2 separate regions of the Homo sapiens genome follow, and region 2 is linked to region 1. The links are chromatin loops, found by intact Hi-C in ENCODE. Cell type or tissue: IMR-90. All regions are shown on one strand. Each heading gives the region's core, and the rest is flanking DNA. Links, peaks and the distances in the headings are about the cores only. Region 1 overlaps FHIP1A (FHF complex subunit HOOK interacting protein 1A). Region 2 overlaps FBXW7 (F-box and WD repeat domain containing 7).

The links. Peaks named below come from ENCODE experiments on the same cell type or tissue, not always from the same donor. Only the 100,000 strongest peaks of a DNase experiment are listed, where the experiment ranks them.
Region 2: a loop joins it to region 1, with 2.8 times the contacts of the local background. A loop is called at or near these places in 2 of 110 quality-filtered maps.

The regions. Positions count from the first base shown.
Region 1 is chr4:151,641,533-151,649,532 of GRCh38, forward strand. It overlaps FHIP1A (FHF complex subunit HOOK interacting protein 1A), which reads left to right. Exons shown (of 14, transcript NM_001109977.3): 10 at 5,026-5,216; 11 at 7,927-8,000. Among named protein-coding and RNA genes, the nearest start is that of GATB, 120 kb to the right of the region's middle. RefSeq lists an enhancer at 4,607-5,168. In IMR-90, for the core only: a CTCF peak has its summit at 3,298 (motif pointing left); no DNase peak of the experiment used is centred there; H3K27me3 peaks cover 1,820 bases.
Region 2 is chr4:152,364,690-152,376,906 of GRCh38, forward strand. All of the region lies in intron 4 of FBXW7 (F-box and WD repeat domain containing 7), which reads right to left. Among named protein-coding and RNA genes, the nearest start is that of FBXW7-AS1, 33 kb to the left of the region's middle. RefSeq lists an enhancer at 1,814-4,676. In IMR-90, for the core only: a CTCF peak has its summit at 5,389; no DNase peak of the experiment used is centred there.

The DNA of each region.
Region 1 (8,000 bases), core at 1-8,000:
TTTTTGCAATTTTTTTTTCTTTTAGCTATCATTAGTGCTAGTGTATTTTATGTGTGGCCCAAGACAATTATTCTTCCAGTGTGGCCCAGGGAAGCCAAAAAATTAGACACCCCTGCTATAAAGTATAACACACATTTTAAGGGAGGGAATTTTCTAGAAAGGACATTTTAAACTAATGAAAATAATTCTTTTCAGATTTAGAATCTGTGCAAAAAGCAAAGCCAATAAAAAAATCTTTATTCTTCAAGTCATTTAAACATTATTTTAAGGGACATAAAAAATAGATTTATAATCTGTCCTTTTTGTTTGTTGCTGCCACTGCAGTCATTTGAATATACATGATAAACTTGCAGATCTGAGAGGCAGTAGAGCTGTGAAGATTATGTGACTGCGTTTAATGAAGGTATTTGTTATGTGATAAATAAATAATGACTGTATGTCAATTTTTATTACAACCCAAATACTCATAAATACCAACATTTCAAAATGATGATCCATTTGTAACGGATACTAGTTTCTTTCATTTGGTGAAATATCAGAAAAGTAAGTTGAAATAAGGTACCCCCAAAGACAGGATATTTTAGTGAGCAGAAAACCAAGGAGAAATTGTCCACCTCCACGGATATGACATATGATAGGCCAAAGGCAGGCAGGAAATGCTGACAAGCAGTGAGGTAACAAATCTCTGCCATGTGCCTGGAACCTCCCAGTTGAGACAAAATTTAATTGCTTAATACATTGAATACTATTTCTGAATATTCTTTTTAGAGAGTTTTTTTCAGAAGTACTGGTCCATTGTCAGGTTTATGAACTGTCTTGCCTGTTGTGTTCAGATAGAGGTTGTTTTGCCTGAAGAGAAGCTGTGTGTATACTTCAGGAACATTTTCATCTTGCATAGGAGCTAGGGGTTTGGAGGAAAGGAAAACAACAACAACAACAACAACAACAACAAAAACCCTGTAAAGCCTGCCAGCCTAGGGGAAAATGAATAGGAGAAATATGGCCAGAACTTCTTTGAATCACAAATGATCTTTTTGAATTCACTAACATTGCTTTGTAGATGTTTGTCTATTGGTGCATTGTTGGGGTTATCATCCCAGAAGAAGCACTTCACTTAGCTCATCGTACTTCACTGCCTTGTTTTGCTTGTGTTTATGGTCAGTGTAGCATAGGGCAATATGTATGCTTTGTTATCAATTGATTGTCACAGAATTATTTTAGAAGTGATGATGGTTTAATTTAATGACCGATATCCAAGAAAATAAGAAACAGGCCCAGGGTTATAAAGGGTTGGGGAAATAGTGAAAATCAGGGAGGACAATATGTATGATATATATATATCATATATCATATTTTGGACAATATGTATAATATATATGATACATATTTTATTTATATATTATATATATATTTTTCTTTTTTTCCTTCTGTGTTGGGGGATGGCTTTGCAAAATCTGGACCTCTGAAGTCAGATATTTATTAGTCTCTGATTATTTTTATAGTTTCATGAATTTAAATTCTCAAACAAAATACATATAGTATAAATGAAAAGATAGTTTGATGATAAATACCTATACTAAATTCATAAGTGATTTTTCTACTATTGACAGCCAATTCATTTTCATATTTGAAATGTGGGGATATTCTGGCATTCATTCTATTTCTAATCTTTTCCTGTGAGTGATGAAAAGACAGAGACAGAGGAGCACAGTCTGTTTTTCTATTCTTTCTTCTGGGATGATCCTTCATTTTAAAGATACAGCAGAACCACTGCTTTTTTCTTTTCTTTTGAAAATTGATGTATAATAGTTGCACATATTTTTGGGGTACACATGATATTTTGATGCATGCGTGCACTGTGTAATAATCAAATCGGGATCATTAGGATATCTATCATGTCAAGCATTTATCATTTCTTTGTGTTGGAAACATTACAATTATTTTCTTCTAGCTATTTTGAAATATACAATAAATTATTGTCAACTGTAATTTCTCTACTGTACTATTAAATACTAGCACTCTATCTAGCTGTATTTTTGTACCCCTTAACTAACTTCTTCCCCCTTCCCTTCCCAGCCTCTGTAACCACCATTCTACTCTTTACTTCCATGAGATTCACTTTTGTAGCTCCCGCGTATGAGTGAGAACATGTGATATTTGTCTTTTTGTGCCTGGCTTATTTCACTTAACATAATAACCTCTGAGAACCACCATTCAGAATACTGGCGGGCTATTCATTTGAATAGACTCCCCATTTCCAGTTTCGTAGACTCTCTTTCAACCAATAGGGGATCTCCCTTGATTTGATTTATTCAGAAGAAAATTTTTAGTTTCTACTGAAAGCATGTGTTTGTAAAGTTGCAAATTCCCAATAAGTCTTTATTCTAATATAGTTTCAAGCTACCCACTGGTGATATTTGATAAATAGCTTTATTAGCTTTGATCCAGTGTTCCATTTTTAATACTTCAAACAAAGAATAAAAATCTATGAATATCAACTTAAATCATGAAATATGCTTAGTTTGAGCTGTAAGCAGTCATTGCTGTTCCAGCAGTATATAAAAGCATTGAAGCAGTTTATTTCTTAAATAATTAATGACCAAAATAAGGATACCATAAATCCTGTGTAATCCGAATTTCTCTAGGCCTCACCAGCCTATAGGAAGAGTTCACATCAATGGCTACAGGACAGATTTTCCCAGCTCTCACCCCAGCCACCTCATAGAAAACCTTGGGCCCAACCCCCAAACCCCCCACCCAACACAAAAAGTATCACTTATCACTTCTAGGGATCACCAAGTGAGAAATCTTTTTTGTTTATCTGTTTTTGTTTTTTAGAGACAGGCTCTCACTCTGTCCCCCAGGCTGGAGTGCAGTGGTGTAGTCATAGCACACTGCAGCCTCTATGTCCTGGGCTCAAGTGATCCTCCTACCTCAGCCTCCCGACTAGCTGGGACTACAAGTACACACCACTACACCCGGCTAACTCTTCTATGTTTTATAGAAACAGGATCTTGCTGTGTTGCTCAGGCTCGTTTTGAACTCTCGGCCTCAAGCAGTCCTCCCGCCTTAGCTTCCCAAAATGCTGTGATTGCAGGCATGAGGCACAGTACCCCACCCCCAAATAAGGAGTCTTAAATATATGCATGAACAAATCTCCCACCACGGTTGCCACAGCAGCATCAGCCATGGTCCTCTCTCCTGCTCTGATCCCTTTTGTTGCTGCTGCCTTCCCTTCCCACCCCTCAACCTGCTGCCCCTGTTCCTGCTGTGCACCCTGGCGCCCTCCTGTGGTGCTAGAGCAGCATTGTCTTCTCTGGGTGCCCACTGGGGTCCAGCTATGCTTTGTTCACAGCTGGTGGGTTCACACAGAGGTGCGAGAATGCTTCTCTCTCCTGTGTTATTTCTGGTTACCAGAGCATCTCTACTCACAGATATCCTTGTGGAAAAGAGCTCCTTTATTTTCTGCCTGCAGCATTCATTTTTCCTCATTGCTAAAGTCCCCAAAACTAAGCCAAGAATCAGAACAGTCTTGCCCCCTGTTCCATACTTTCCTTTTTGTCCTTGTAACCTTCTACTTTCATGAAACTGCGCTTATGAAAACAGCTGCCACCACATCAGACCTGCAGGGTGTGTCTGGTTCTTACTGACAGCAGGTTCAAAATATATATCTGCCCATGGAGACAGTAGGAGGAGGGGATGAGGACCGCCTTACCTAGATGGTTTGCTTTTTCTGAAAACTGAAGGTTAAGTGGCAAGTTTGCTATATCATACCTGGAAAGTATTATTAAAACCTTCAGCATCAAGTACCACACAGAGAATGGAATCTTTCTTTCCTCTCTGACTCTGGCTCTTGCAGTGGATCAGTTGGGAATATCAACTTAGGTTTTCCTCATTTGGATCAGCAGGAGGTATGGGAGATGGTTGAATGTTTACAGGCCTGAAGGCATGTCCTGAAAGTCGTACTTTTTATCTTTTTTTTACAAAAACCTTAATCTTAGCTTGTTTTTCTCTGCACGGCTTCTTTCTCAAATGCCAAATACAGAAGCAAAAACACTCTGGCTGATTGAAAGTTTGTGATCGTTCACATAAGGGATTAGGCTCATCTGCAATTGGCTCCTGCACACATATGTGATGCTTGGCTCTGGCTATAAGTTCTTTATCCCATTTGCTCCATTTTTGTTTAAATAAGCAGTATGTTTTTTTTCCCTGTTAAGAAAGTAAGTCATTTAAACACACTTTATTCTAGCCATGAAGCCCACTGATGTGCTCCAGGTGTGTCAGAAATGGTTGCTCAGGTTTTCTTGTCCCCAGGTTCAAAATGATACTAAGATGCTTTTGATCACCAACCAAAAGTGTTTTATGTGAAATGGGGCCCAGTGATCCTCAGTGAGTCATTTACCATTATATTTTCTCCTGGCCACACGTAAGAACATAAGAAAAGGTTTACACTATGGAGTGGTTGTTTGCTGCTGCCATTCAGTGCCTGCAATGAGCCAGAGTTTCTGGGATTATAAGAGAAATGACTGAAGCAGCTCCTTGCTGTGGTAGCACATTATATTCAGGAGGTAGACTGAAGTAATTGTGATACAAGATAATATTGCTTAATAGAGGCCCATGAGCATAGTGGAGGGAGGGATTAGCTCCCTCTCAGAGAAGGTGACACTGAAGCTGGACTTTGTAGAATGAAAGGCATTGGTCAGGCAGAGAAAAGGGGAAAGCACAGGCCAGGTAAAGGTGACAGTGGGCACAAAGGCATGGAGTTTGAAGAGGGATCGTTTAAGAGATGAAGAAGTTCCTGGAGATTGAATTATAAAGACCATTAAGTGCTTTGCAAAGAGGTTGTTCTTTCAGAAGAAATTAAGCTAAGGAGTGAACCCTGGTGGCTGGTGAGATGATCAATTGAGAGCTGAGAGAGGATGAGTCTGCCCCTGGCCACAAGGAGTCCCTGTTATGGTTTAGTTAGTCCCAGTAATGGTTCAAGACATTGCAGAGACCAAACGCTTGTTCTTTTTGTCATTCTAGGTATCTGATCCCCTGCAATCACATGATGCTGAGTCAGAGGTGGGCTGTGAAGGAGAGAGACTGTTACTCTGTTTCTGCGGCCAAGCTTCTCGCCTTGACTCCTGTCTGCTGCTCCAGCGGGATCACTCTGACGCTGGGGAACCAAGAGAGGGATTATATTCTCTGGTCAAAGTGTATGCATGACACTTCAGGTAGGAACTCGCTAGTGATGATCTTTAAACAAAAGGATGCCAGTTCCATCTCGCCTTGGGATATGTGTCCCTTTGGGTAGACAGGGAATTATGTGGTGGGTCCCATTTCTCTTATGAATGACTAGTTAGGATCCTTTTCTGCTTTGTAAGGAGTTATGGACACGTTGTAATCAGTGTTTATTGACGTGCCCAGATGTTACGTTCTGTTGCCAGATCTTTATTTTACGTAGACTTTCTAGTGGGATCCTCAGAGTCAAAATGTGAAAACGTGTGCTAGCATGTCTTCGGAAACAAGACGGGGGTGAGAGGTGTGGAGATGGCTATTGCTGAGACAGAATCAGCCCTAATTTTAATTTCTAAAATGAGCCACTTATAGAAATCTGTCATAAGGATTTACATATTATTATATATCACTATAAAACTTGAAATTTGTGATATGACAGCAAAATTGCATGCATTTGATTGACCTAATGAGGAAGGCTGCCATAAATACTTTACAGGGGTTATGATACTTGGTGCTATTTGCCAGCTACAGTTCACCTCATACAAGCAAAACTGAAATGGCCATCTCTGTCAACCTTGGCCCTCTGGCAGGCAGCTAGAGCAAGGGAGCATCTGTATATCTTTGATGGTCATATGGCTGTTTCAATTCAGGAACATTCTGTGTGTCCTGTGACCACTAGGAAATGCCCAGTCCTGGTGTTGAGTCAAGCGTTTCCAGTTTATATTCTGATATCCACCCCAACAATGTCATTCTGTCCACCCAGCTATAATTTTCTTAGGTAAAGTGTATTTAAAAGCTGGGTTACTTGACTAAGAAAATGTCAGTATGTTTGATATTAACGTAATTTGTAGAAATTAAGGTTGTCTTACGGATTCTTGGTCTTTATATAAAGATGCATGGAAATCAGCAATTTATGTAATTTAATTATATTTTCCTATTAGGCAAATTAGTATGGATATCTTATATTTTCATACCTAAAAGTTATTTTTTAAAACATATTTAAAAATTGGCGTCTTTCTAAATTTACTATGAAAGTTTTTTCAAGAATGATTCTGTGGCTAACCTTGCCTCAGAATTCAAAATTCAAGTTAAACCTATGATTCTCCATAACTTGCCAACTTCTCTCCTGGTGTGATCACTTTTAATGCTTTGAAGAAGGTAGTATTCCCATTTTACAGATGAATAAACAAACTGAGAGAGAGGAATTGTCTTGTTCATGGTTATACAGCTAAGTAGGTTCTCTGGTTTCAGATGCCATGTTCTTTCCACTCTCCTGCCTCTGAGGTTGCCTTATAGCAGATAAATGCCCTAATGGATGGGTGGTGACATAGCTAGCTAGCTAGCCAGAGTAATTACTGTCCGGGGTAAATAATTTGCCTAAGAAAGTAGCAGAGCCAAGACTTAGGTTCTGCATCTTGGTTCTATGTCTTGGTTCTAGTACTTTCTTGGGCAAATTACTTAAGTTTTCTAAACTTTTTTTCTTATCTGTAAAATAGTACCTACTTCAAAGGGCTATTCTCAGGAAAGCAAGTGAAGACATGTAAAGCTCTTAGAAGACTGCCTCGCATGTAGTAAGTGCGCAATAAATACTGCCAGTAGTAGTATTTGATGTCTTTTTACATAACATAGATAAGAGATAAACACTAACGTTTTAGCTTAGCAGTAGAGCTATAAAATATGAATTATGTCTACCCTAATGCCCTGGAAATGGGTATCCTTAAAAGCTCGATTCTGACCCAGTCTGGTAGAGATTTAGAGCATGAAGAGACGTGAGGCTTGCAAAGATGTGGCACTGACGTAAGAATGGAGGTTGGTGTGAAATTGCCTGTGCTTGAACTGTGGCTCTTCCACAATTTGGGTTGGGTGTTCTTTCATCTCTGAGCCTCAATTTCTTTATCTGAAAATGGAGAAAATAATATCTACCATATAGGATCATTGGGAGAATTAACTCAGATAGCATTGATAAAGCACCTGCAGCCTACTAGATGTTTAAGAAATGATAGACTATATATTTTTCCCTCAGTCTTTTTCTCTTGAGGGAAAATGTAAACTCATAGGAAGATATTTTCGCAGCTATTTCAGTAGTGAAGTTGGAACTTTTAACATCAGAGGCAGTCATGGTAACATAAGCAGCATTCTTGGGTTAAAATGACTTTTGTAGTGAATATGATTTTACTCTAAGAGACCATTTGATAATATCAACATCCCTGATAGTCCCCAGGAAGACAGAATGAGTTAATAGGCTTTTCTAAAAACCCAGGATTTTTCTACAAAACGTCTGGTTCTCAGATTCATGGATTACCAGCCTTCCGCTTTAGATTCAAAGTAAAAAACTTTAAGGTTATTACTCTGTGGCAGGTACTATATCAGGTGTATTACCTAATTTAATCCTCTCAACAACCTGAGAGATTGCGATCATCAGCTCTTCTTTCTCTAATGACTCGTACCAGATAATAGATTTCCATCGGCTATAGCCACTATCTGACTGGCTATATTGGTTTTCTATCTTCCGTGAGGGTAGAGTTTCTATTATTAATCTTTCCTTCTTACAATCTAACCATATTATTCAGAGGTCATTTTAATCAGATATAATTAGACCCAAAGTAGCTGGCAAGACACAGTCTTAGCCCGAATGGGTCACAACCCCATCCACTACCTTTGTCCCCACACCTCCCTTGTTCTAACCAGCCTCTGCCTCCTGTGCAGGGCCTGTGGAGCGGCCATTCCCCGAAGCGTTCTCCGAGTCAGCCTGCATTGTGGAGTATGGGAAAGCCCTGGAC
Region 2 (12,217 bases), core at 2,148-10,147, 730 kb after region 1:
TCATTACATAAGGCCTTTTTTAAAGAGCCAATCCATCTTCATTAATTGTCCATTTGATCCATGTATGGTTATCATTCCTAACAGTGAACATCTGTATTGAAACATATGTATCTCTGTGATTCTACCCTACACTTTGTCTCAAGTATCTCCATAATTATATTCTACCTAATATACATAATTACAACACATGCAGATTTACATGGTTATTTCAGTCTGCCACAGATACTCCCATTCATTCAATATAATAGTTACTTAGTTGCCTAACATAAGCTAAACTAAGTCTTGTGTCTGTTTCATGGCTGGAGTTCACAGCATAGTGGGCAAGATAATGAGACAAAACAAAGCAAAACTGCAACTGTGGTAAATGCTGCAGTGTTCGAAGAGTGTTAAGAATGGTGAGGTTTCCACCTAGTCTGTGGGTTCACAGAAGGCATCTTCTCGCTGAATGAATGACTGAGCTAGGTTCGGAGCAGGGAGGGATAACCACCTATAGCTAGAGGACACTGAACAGAGGTAGGATGGCAGGTGTAAGATGAGGCTGAAGAAGTAGACAAGGGATACATTACCCAAGACCTCAAAGGATTTTGGGTTTTACCATAAGAGTAATGAAAAGCTAATGCTGCATAGTAGTTAAGAAAAAGATATAATCAGATGTTATTTCTTGAAAAAAATCATTCAAAGTGTAATGCTGAAAATAGAATGGCAGTGATTGAGAGTAGATGTGGAGAGACTGTGTGAGGAAGTTATTCCACTAGACCAGGCAAGAGATAATGATGGCTTCGATTAGCTAGGTAGAAACAGAGATGCATAGGAGTGGGCAGTTAAGAGACATTTAGGACATCAAACTGATAGGATAGTAACAGATGGGTCATGCATGGCAAGTAAAAAAGAGGAAGGTATCAAAGATAACACCTGTTTTCTCACTTGTGCAATTGGATAACAAGGACTGGGTTAGTTGGTTGTTTTTTGTTTTCTGGGGGCCAGGGGTGAGGAGGATCTTGAGATATCTTGGAGATAACTGGGTATCCAAATCTCATGCTCCAACTGGTTCTGGCCCAGAAGAAAGGTCTGGGTTGGAGATGAAAATATGTGAATTATCTGTATACAGGCTATCTCTGATTTCCCAGTGCTTGAAGCCAACACCTTGTTACAGTGTGAGCACATTAAATATTTGTCTGTCTTCTCCAATAGACTGTAAGTTCCATGAGGGCAGTATTTTTATTCTGTTTTGATTCTTGTTGTATCTCAGCTCCTCACATAGTTCCTGCATATAGTAGGGTACCAATAAAAAATATTTATATGAGATAATTAGCCACACAAGACATACCCTAATCAACAATGGTAGAGCTACAGAAATAACAACAGAAAACCATTAATTTTGAACACAATTTTAAAAACTCATAATTTTCTAAATAAGAAATGATGATGTAGGTGAAAAATACATTTTACAGGTTTATCATTTTATAATTATACTGTCTATTGTTTATAATACTTAATATATTTCCCCCTCAGGGAAAAGTCATAAAAGCATTTCTACATATTTATCAGTCATACAGTCCAAATACAAATTAAATTGGAAGAAAATAAGTTTGATGAGCAATAAAAATGCAACTTCACAGTTTAGGACTTCTGTACCTTTAAAATGCCCAACAGAATCTAAACTTTCACTATTAAAAGGAATACACAGTTTTAGCAATGCTTGTTAAAGTACACCACTTCTCACAGGTCTCATTTAAATCATTTTATTTATTCATAGTTATTAACTTCACAGACAGTATTTTGTACCTCCATTTTACTGACAAGAAATCTGAAGCATGAGTTTCTGAGTTGCCAAAAGTGTTGTAACTTATACTAGCTTTAAAAACTAAATGTAAATCAAAACCACAATGAGATACCATCTCACACCAGTTAGAATGGCGATCATTAAAAAGTCAGGAAACAACAGGTGCTGGAGACGATGTGGAGAAGAAATAGGAACTCTTTTACACTGTTGGTGGGACTATAAACTAGTTCAACCATTGTGGAAGACAGTGTGGCGATTCTTCAAGGATCTAGATACTATTTGACCCAGCAATCCCATTACTGGGTATATACCCAAAGGATTATAAATCATGCTACAATAAAGACACATGCACACGTATGTTTATTGTGGCACTATTCACAATAGCAAAGACTTGCAACCAACCCAAATGTCCATCAATGATAGACTGGATTAAGAAAATGTGGCAAATATACATCATGGAATACTATGCAGCCATAAAAAAGGATGAGTTCATGTCCTTTGTAGGGACATGGATGAAGATGGAAACCATCACTCTGAGCAAACTATCACAAGGACAGAAAACCAAACACCGCATGTTCTCACTCATAGGTGGGAATTGAACAATGAGAACATTTGGACACAGGGCTGGGAACATCACACACTGGGGCCTGTCGTGGGGTTGAGGGATGGGGCAAGGATAGCATTAGGAGAAATATCTAATGTAAATGACAAGTTAATGGGTACAGCAAACCAACATGGCACATGTATACATATGTAACAAACCTGCACGTTGTGCACATGTACCCTAGAACTTAAAGTATAAAAAAAAACTAGCTATACTTGTATACATTTCATATATATTATATATATTCACATATTTTAATCTCTATGAAAAGAACAAGTTCTATTTCCTTTAAAATTAAATTGAATACTACATATGTTACACAAAATTGCCTAGCTTTATTTTGCTTCAGTTGCTTTTCATCAGCATCTCCCATTGAGAGAGGATATATCAAGAAATACTAGTTAATAAAAAAGGGCCAAAAAGACTAAGATCCCACTAAAATACTCTAATAAAAATGATGGTTATTTTAATTATACTTCATTCACTTTGGTTTTGTGAATATGCAAAATATGCAAGAAATATTTTTAACAATAGATACATTTCTGGGCATACCATTCACTTCTAACTTTGTATGCAGATAAAACATTCCTCGACTTAATCTTCAACGTAGTCAACACTATACACACTGATATCTAAATCTTTAGTTTTCACTTTCTAATAAATATTCTAATATACAGAAACTGAAGAATGTTATTACCATTTTCACAAAGCATCTACATTTTTGTATATAGATGTAGACATTTTAAGTAAATATATTTAAGACTACGACAACACAAGTTGATGATACTAGGTGACAGTATTAATGCTTTTAAAATTATACTAAAGAAAAAACATACTAATATAAAGAAGAAAAAAACTGGTAAGTTTTTTTTGGAGGAGGTATGGTTTGCCATTTATTACTTTTTTTTTGTAAGAGTCGATTAATATTCTAAAAAGGTCTACGAAAAAGCTGAACAACCTCTCAAGCTCTGAATCCATGGCACTGACCTTAGGACTTTCTCAGAATGATTTTTAACGCACTCTGTTATTAGTAAAACCTGTTCAAACACATGCCCCATCTGCCAGCACCCCATCTGCAAGAGAGCTTCTTATTCTTGTAGACAGTACAACTTCTGCCTGTTTCCTTCTCTTCTCTACATACCAGCTGTATGGTAATGAGCATGAGCAGCTGAAAAATACTGCATTATAACAAAGCTAATATGAAAACAGCAGAATAGGACTTCCCTTCAATGAAGCAGTTGTAGCATGAACATAGCTGATAAGCTATTAAATAGAGGTAGGGGGTGGTTAGAATTTTACTTCTATGTGTGTGGGATGCCCGTGTGTGCGGATGCATGCATGTGTGTGTGTTAAATATGGAATTTCTGTATAACACAGAAATAACAAGAACCAAGAGAAGCACAGGGTACTAAAGAAAGGTCTAATTTTCTAAGTACTTTTGTTAAAATTTGTGAATCAGTTCTTTAAATGTTTTAAGTCTCAATTCTTATGTAGTAATGATATATCAGGTACCATTTTGACAAGACAGTTTTCAAATTTGTTAAAAAGTATGTTACATTTCTTAATTACCAAATTTTGGGGGCTTCAGTAGGAAAATGGTGTCAGAACTTAAAATTATAATGGAAACTATATACTAGACATTTTAGCAGCTAACATAATATGTAAATCAATAACATGTATTTTTAATTCTTATATAGCGATTTTAAAAATTCCAATTTAATGACATTTGAAACCAACACATTTATTCTGAACATCTGAGAATCTCCAAACAAACTACCAAGATGTCACATATGCTTTTCTTCATGTAGGGAGACATAATGGGGTTAATTTTTACATATATGATAGTCGCACTGAATGAATCTACATAATGTAAGTAGAACCAAATCACATTAACTTTTTATGCATGGTATCTTTCCACTCAGAGAAGATTAAAAGTCACTCAGGAAACTGTTTAAGAAAAATTATTCAAAATTTATGCTGTGCATCTTCTTTTACCACTTGAAGAAACTAAAAATGAAAAAAATACTCAAAATCTCTATCATAAGTACTATTACATCAGGAGAATTAATTATAAATTTTACCAACACATCTAAAAATGTCTTATGAGGGCTTCATAATAGTTACAGAACTCTTGTACATAACCATGCTTTCCATGGGTTATTTCATTTTATCCTTACAACAACCCTCTGTAAAAGGTACTACTATTAGCTCTTCACAGATAAGGCTTAGTAAGTGGTACAGCAAAGAACTTAAACCCAGGTCCAACTGACCCTATAATCCGCGCTCTTAGGCACTCTGCTTTTCTGATATGAACTCCACGAGGGTGATGGCTGGGATGTTTTGTTCACTGTTGTACTCTAAATGCCTAAAGCAGTCCGTGGCTCATAGGAGGTGTTGAATAAAGTGAATACATAGATGGAAGAGATAACTGCTCAGTTGTCTTCTTTTAAATATTAAGTCGGGGGAAAAGTTACTATATTTTGTAATAAAGTTTGTAATAACCTTAACCATTTTGACACGAAAAAAAGATGTACCAATTAAAGAATCTTAAAAATAAGACTGTTCGGTAATCTCAGTTTTGTTCACTTGTCATATTGAAAAATTAAGACTGTAAAAATTATCATAAACATTCATTTTGAAAGGATGACACAGAGTAAGGGCAAAACTGCACTGATCTTGGTATTTTCCGGTTTTTATGAATCCATTTATTCTCATTTTTATTGTCAGACAATAAAAATGCATTTTTCCTTTTAACTAAACATATTCCTTGACTTCAAATATAAATCAGGGCCAAGAGCTTTCATAATATAAGAGATTTTGTATAACACATGTAAGAACATGAACTGAAAGAATAGTTCCAACTTAATGAAGCAGTACCAACCATCCTTTAAAAAAGCAAGATATAGTTATGTTATCTTAGAGAAGAACAAACTTCTAACAGTAACACAGATTTTTAAAACTCACAAATTCAGACAAGATTTACAAAAACAGTACTATACTGCCCCTACATGTTCATATTAGTAGCAACAGTGACATTTTAAAATCTAAAGTGATAACGCAGAGATTTCTATGGATTATTGAAAAGCTGTTTAAGCTGAAATTGTTCCCAAGTGAACTATATGAAATCACCCACACATAAAAATGTAATTAAATAGCTCATAAGTTTCAATTTTCATGTTCAAGACTAGCAAAGGAGAAGAAATTTAAGAAAATCCCATTCAACATTACCATAAATTTTCTCAAATCCTCAAAACAGATTTTCCCATCATTATATGAGGATACCACAAAATAATCATAAACAAATGGCTAATTAGCCATGTGCTTTTGGGATAAATATTTAACCTTTTCTGTCTCTTTTATGTATGGGGTGGGGAGTGCTACCTTTACTTGAGGAAGAAAGTTCAAATTAAAAGTCTTGATTTAGTTGTGAGTAAATTCCTAATGAATGCAAACATGGAATTCCACTATAAAATTAATGTTTCAAGTTAATTATATCAAAATATTACATGTATAGTGGATCACTGCAATGTTTTTAGCATTATCTACACTTGGAGGTGCTACTTTCAATGGCCACTTTCAACTATTCTCTCTCTCAAAGAAAAACAAATATGCAAATAATGCCAATGTAGTAAGATGTACGTTTGAGAAATGATGGCTCTCCTAAGAAGAAAAGCCTGCTATTTTATGGTTCGATAGCTCTGAAAAATATTCAGTATAGAAAAACAGAATTACAAAAACAGTATTAATATTTGAGAAAGACTCACTGCTTCCCCCATTCCTAAATTGCAATGAAGTTTATAAATATATAAACACAAGACACTATCAAAGTCACAAAAGAAAACTTTATTAATCTAAGATATTGACTTAAAAAAACCCTACTTTAATAATTTTACCCTTCATATTTTAGGAGTAAAACACTATATATACAAATAAAGAGACGTGCTGCATCAGCAGGTACTTGTGAAAGGAAATAACTGAATTGAAACTGCTAACATTTAGAATGTCATCAACTTTACCAAAAATGCTGGGCCTTTCCACTATTATTTCTATAGTAAAATTAATATCATCTTTAAAAATCTTAAATTATATCTACTGTTATTTATACCAAAATATAACACAAATATATCTACCATAAATTTTATCTACCATTATATAACTAATTTATATGTGAGATACATGCTAGTTTCTGCAACCTTCCATAGTGGCATGGAAAAAGACAAGAAGTCTAATTCTGATCCAGGAATAATTCAGAAAGAAATCACTAAGCTGTGCCTGATAGAATTATTAAAAACACCAAAAGAAAGTTGTTTCACAAAAATATTTAAAAAGGGAGTTAAATGGAATCCTATTTATCATTTCAGAGCATCAAAATAATATTTTGCTTGTAATAGATACTATCTAACAGTATTTGAAAACCGGCAGATTATACATTTCAATAAGGCCACTAACTTAATTCTATCAAATCAGGTAAATTGTATGTACATGTATGTAGTTATGTATACATATGAAAAAACTATAATACAAATTATCACCAAATGATTTAGAAATGAAAAGTGTATAATTTAATAAAGGAGTCTGATGACACACTGTATGTTGGCACAAACTGCCTCTTGCCTTGGAGGACTTCTCAGGACCGCTAAAATGTTGAAAGGACTTTTTTTCCTGTTTTGTTCACTAATGTATCCCAAGTGCCTAGAACTGGGCCTGGCTATTAGCAGATGCTTATTTGTTGAATAAATTAATTAAGCCATGTTCATCTAATTTTGATATGTGACCATGAAATGTGGATGATGAGACAAGTCTCTCAGAGACATGAAGGCATTTGTGGATTCCTTAAGGGAAAGGTGTGCTGTCTTATTCATCTTTGTAACAGTAGCAACACACACAGAGAGTATGCATACTATATATCAGCAGATTAAAATTAATTTTGTGGTGTTAATTTCCCATGGAAATACTGGGACAATTAAAAAAAATGTGGTTGAGGTTCTCTACACTCATTTAAAGAATAAGTCTATTAGCATGAGCTGTATTTTAATCACTGAAGAAAAGTAATATAAAAGCTCCAAACTATCATTGTATTATATGGTTATAATAGCCTATAATTAGGTTAATAAACTTTAGGTACTCATCTATATATGTATGTTTTAAAGTATTTAATATGCATGTACTCAGAGACTTAAGATAAAGCTTAGACTACTCTGACATTTCAAAGTGTGTTCAGTTTTTTATGAGTGGGTGACAGTTGTAAAACTCTAAGGTCTCTGGATTTAGTTCCATGCTCTTGGAGACAGCTGTGTTCCTAAATTCAGAATATTTTGAATTGTAGAAAGGTAACAGAGTGCATATACTATTTATTACAGAGCACTTCCAGTATATCACACATTAGTGTTTCTCCAGCAAAATATATGAATATTCAGATAAATAATAAAGATGACTGTTTTATGTTAGTTTGGGTTAGGTTTTGCTACCTTTATTTTTAAATTTTCAGTTTTCAGAGCATGATGGATTTCTGCTTTGCAGACAAGGGACTGTGGACTTATTTCACACTTGTTTACCTTGCCAGGAGCTTAGTTCCAAGTTTATTTTTAGCATATTTTTCATCTGTCTTCTATATTACAAGCCTCAACATTAAGTTAGTTTCTGTAAAACCTAACTTAGTTTATATTTACAAATTTAAATAGCCTTGCCCTTTGATGTCAAAATTATACAAATTGTTACCTAATTAAAAATTTGTTACATAAAAGACAAAATCATACAAGTTGTTTCCATAGTGTAGTTACAGATTTATAAATCATGTGCTAAGTCGCTTTGTACTCCTATCTGACAACTAGGGCACAACCCAATACTAAAACATCATCTGATGACAAAAACATACAGAAGGCAGTATTATCAGTAATTAGATATTGAGACCATCATAAATTGTTGGGAAAGGTGAGAATTACACATTTAAAATTCCAAGATTATATGGCAAAAGTTAACCCTTAAAACATTTGGACACTAAGGGTCTGTTCAACAAATGCCTACTCCAGATCCGTTTCCTGCAGTGGCTGTGATGCTGGAATAAGACTGCTTGAGTTAGTGTCCTAGCTACATTACTTACTAGCTAAGGGGCAAGAACCTTCCTATGCCTGAGATTCCTCACGTGTAAAACAGGTAAAATACAATACAACGTACTTCACAAGGTGATTTTAAGGATTAAATGAGTTTATGTATAGAAAGTAACTAGAGTAGTGCCTCTTCTACATCCCAAATCATACCTTATTCTATTACCCTATTTTACTGTCATCAAAATATTAACAGTAGTATTTATTTTCTGTCTCCCCAAACTACAATCTAAGCTCCATGAGGGCATGGCCTTTGTCTATCAAGTTCACTGTTATATCTACAGTTTCTAGGAAAGTTCTCTACTCTAGGTGCTCAATACGTATTTTTTCAACATTAATAAATTGACGGCAAGATGTAATTTGCAGCAGTATACTTAATATGAAAAAACATAAGACAAGACACGATCCCAAGCAATGATACAAGTTCCCTCTATCACTCCTCTGATCACCTACTTAGCAAACATCTTCATGTTTTAATTCAGGGTTACTGTGAAGCCCTTCCTGAACCACTCATATTGAGCTCTGAGTGCCTCCTCATACTCTGACAGTACTTTGTACGTAGGTCCATTTAAGCAGTTATTATTTTGTACTATAATGGTTTGTTTGTAGTTTTATCACTGTGACTTTTCATTTGTGCATGGGCATGGGGGATCATCATCTTATTTATAGCCGGTGGCTTGCACAGCACAGAGAATGCAAAGAAAACCGACAATTACATTGCTTACTCATGTTGATGCATGATGTGTGAAACATTCTTAAAGAGAAAAAGACCAAAGGATCTAAAATAGAATGGTCTGATATGTGATAACTGACAGTAATTAATGCCTTTATTGATAAAGTAAGTAGTGACCATAAAAAACACCAAAGGATCTGGAAATGTTTATATTTTCCAAGTACCAATGGAAGATATATGCAAGTAAGAGAAGCTTAGAAAGCCACATTTTAGTTTCCTCACTCAAAAACAAACAAACAAAAACAAAACAAACCAAAAAAACCCCACCACAAAACAGGTACCCTATTAAATTCCCTCTCTAAATTTGCTCATACCACCACCCTATTCTTTCTTCTCTTCAAAGTACTGTATTTTTTTTCTCTATTTCAGCATTTTCTGATATTTAGGAGCTACTCTAGACTCCCAAAAGTACCACCTAAATGACTATACCATGTGTGTTTCTTTTTCATTTTCAAAATTAGTACATAGTAATTACTTTTAAAATTAAGTGTCAAACTGTATCTGAGTTTCGTTAAATTTAGAAAATGAAATATTCAAAATCACAGCTGCACAGTCACTTAAAAACATTTAGTAAACAAAAACAAGCCACATTCTTACAGCACAAAAATTCCTTAAGGATTTTTCCAAGTTTAACAGACACTTCAATGAATCAGCCATAGAAATATTTATACTAACTTTCTCCTGCATATCTCTGGAAGCATAAAAAGGTATTAAAAATAACCTCTGAATTGTAAGAGTTTATAACCTAACCAAGGAGATATCTATACAAAGTTGTCATATAACATCATTGAGCAGCCCATATAGTATGCCTAAGGACCAAAGATAACAGCAATAATTGAGGACAACAGTGGATGAAACCAGTGCCAGAAGGGAGGTTTCAAGAGAGAGGTAAGCTGGACCATGAGGTCATGGAAAGGATGTAGAAAAACAGGCACAAATGTAACCAGTGGATACCAAATAGACTAGTTACAGGAGGGGGGGGGATGATGCTGGCTTTTAAAACGTTTTATATTTCCGTATGTTAAGGAGGTATCAATATATTTTTACTTGGCTAAGAGTTCTATGAAAGTGATGTTGAGTTTCGTGAAATCCCTTTTAGTCATCAAGACATTTTAGAAGAGGAGACTTGCTACAACTACTTTAAATGAGAATTAATCATAGCTAGACTAGAATTTTTTTTTTTAAGGCAAACCAGGATTGGGGCTAAATGACAAAGCTATGACAGAAATGTAATGCTAAGTAACAGTGCTATAGGAAACAGGCAAGTATTTCTGGCAGCTGCTCCTGCTAGCATGAGAAGTACTCTTACAGTAGAGATTATTAATAGCTATATACTTTGGGAGAGGTTGTCACTTATACTGTAAAGATACCATGCTAAAATTCAGAAATGTAAAAGTATAATCTAATGTGACAAAAAATGAGACAACCATAAGACTCTCCATATAAAAAATATGTTGAATCAATAATAAATTATCAAATCATACATGTGGGTCATCTATTTAGATAAAAACACAGATCACAGTTTTAAAACGATGAAAAGAATAGAAGAAAATTACAGTTGAAAATAATATAGGTGACAAGTCTATGGCAAATATTATCTCCTATAAGAATAAAAAATAAAATCACTATGAGCGACAAATAATTTTTTAATCAATTGATATATTTTCCTTATGAGGCCTTAAGTAAAAACATATATCGTTATTTTCTCAAAATGAAAATTCAGTTCACAGAAAACCTAGAATAATAAACATGGAAGTACAATGATACAGTATCAGCTAAGTAAAGTCCACAAAGCTTTGCCATAAGAATAAATGTGCTTTAAAATATAATGTCTTGTAACATTAGAAACCCCATGCTGTTTTTGAACTGATACAATTTTTTCTGAAAAAATTTAATAATATTTATCAAGAATCTAAAGAAGTTCACACTCCTTGACCCAATAAAACTACTTGTAGAAATCTGTGTACAGTGATGTGGTTAAATTTATGCATAACGATGTTCAAAGCAGGTCACAATCTAAATCAACAATAGTGAGAAATTACGATATATTTATATGGCAGATTATATACTTTTGAATACCTACAGCCATGGGAAAATACTAGCAGTATATTAAAAATGAATTAAAGTGGCAGTTTTGTTTAAAAAATTATATGCTTAAAATCCTTATTGTGGTTATTTCTGACCCGTGAGATTACTAATAATTTAGGACACTGTAAAGACAAGTGCCTTTTCTACATTACATATTTAACATGTCTAATAGTTTTATAAAGAGAAGTAAAAGATATTAAATATTGGAGGGAAATAAAAATTCATTATATAGCCATTGAACTCAGACTTTGGAGGATATTAAATTACTAAATTTGGGAGGGTAATAATTCCCAAATTTGCTTTACCAACAGAGCTTATGATGGTCGGTGTTTTGGGTATGTATAAAATCTTCATATTAATGAAAATTTTATTGTAGAATAAATAATTAGAGATGTTATTTTCTGAAACAAAAGCAATACGACTGTTTAATAAGCCTAGCAGACCTTGCTGAAAAGTTCTAACAAACCCAACAGTCTACTACAGGAGTATAATAGATTAAAATTATACACCCCTTGAACTAACTGAAGTTTATACATACAAAAACAACAAATTAGGTTATGGACTAATTTGTTATGAGAATGAGAAGATTAAAATTTTGAATATAGGCTTGTCTATTATCATGAATAACTGAACAATGAAGAAAAACCTGAACCTAACACAGTATTGCTAAGAGGTCCTATGAGAGGTGCTGTGTTTTTTTTTGGTCATAATTGTCAAAAGTACTAATTGATTAACTGATGAGAATGGTACTGCATTGTCTTTTGAGGATAGTCACCTGTTAGGCACCCTGTTCTCAGTTGCCTGACCCCAGACCCTGAAGTATCATCCCTCAGTTTACAAAAAGACACAGGACAAACATGCATACGGTCTGAATATTTCCAGTTTTTTCATGACTAAAATTGTTA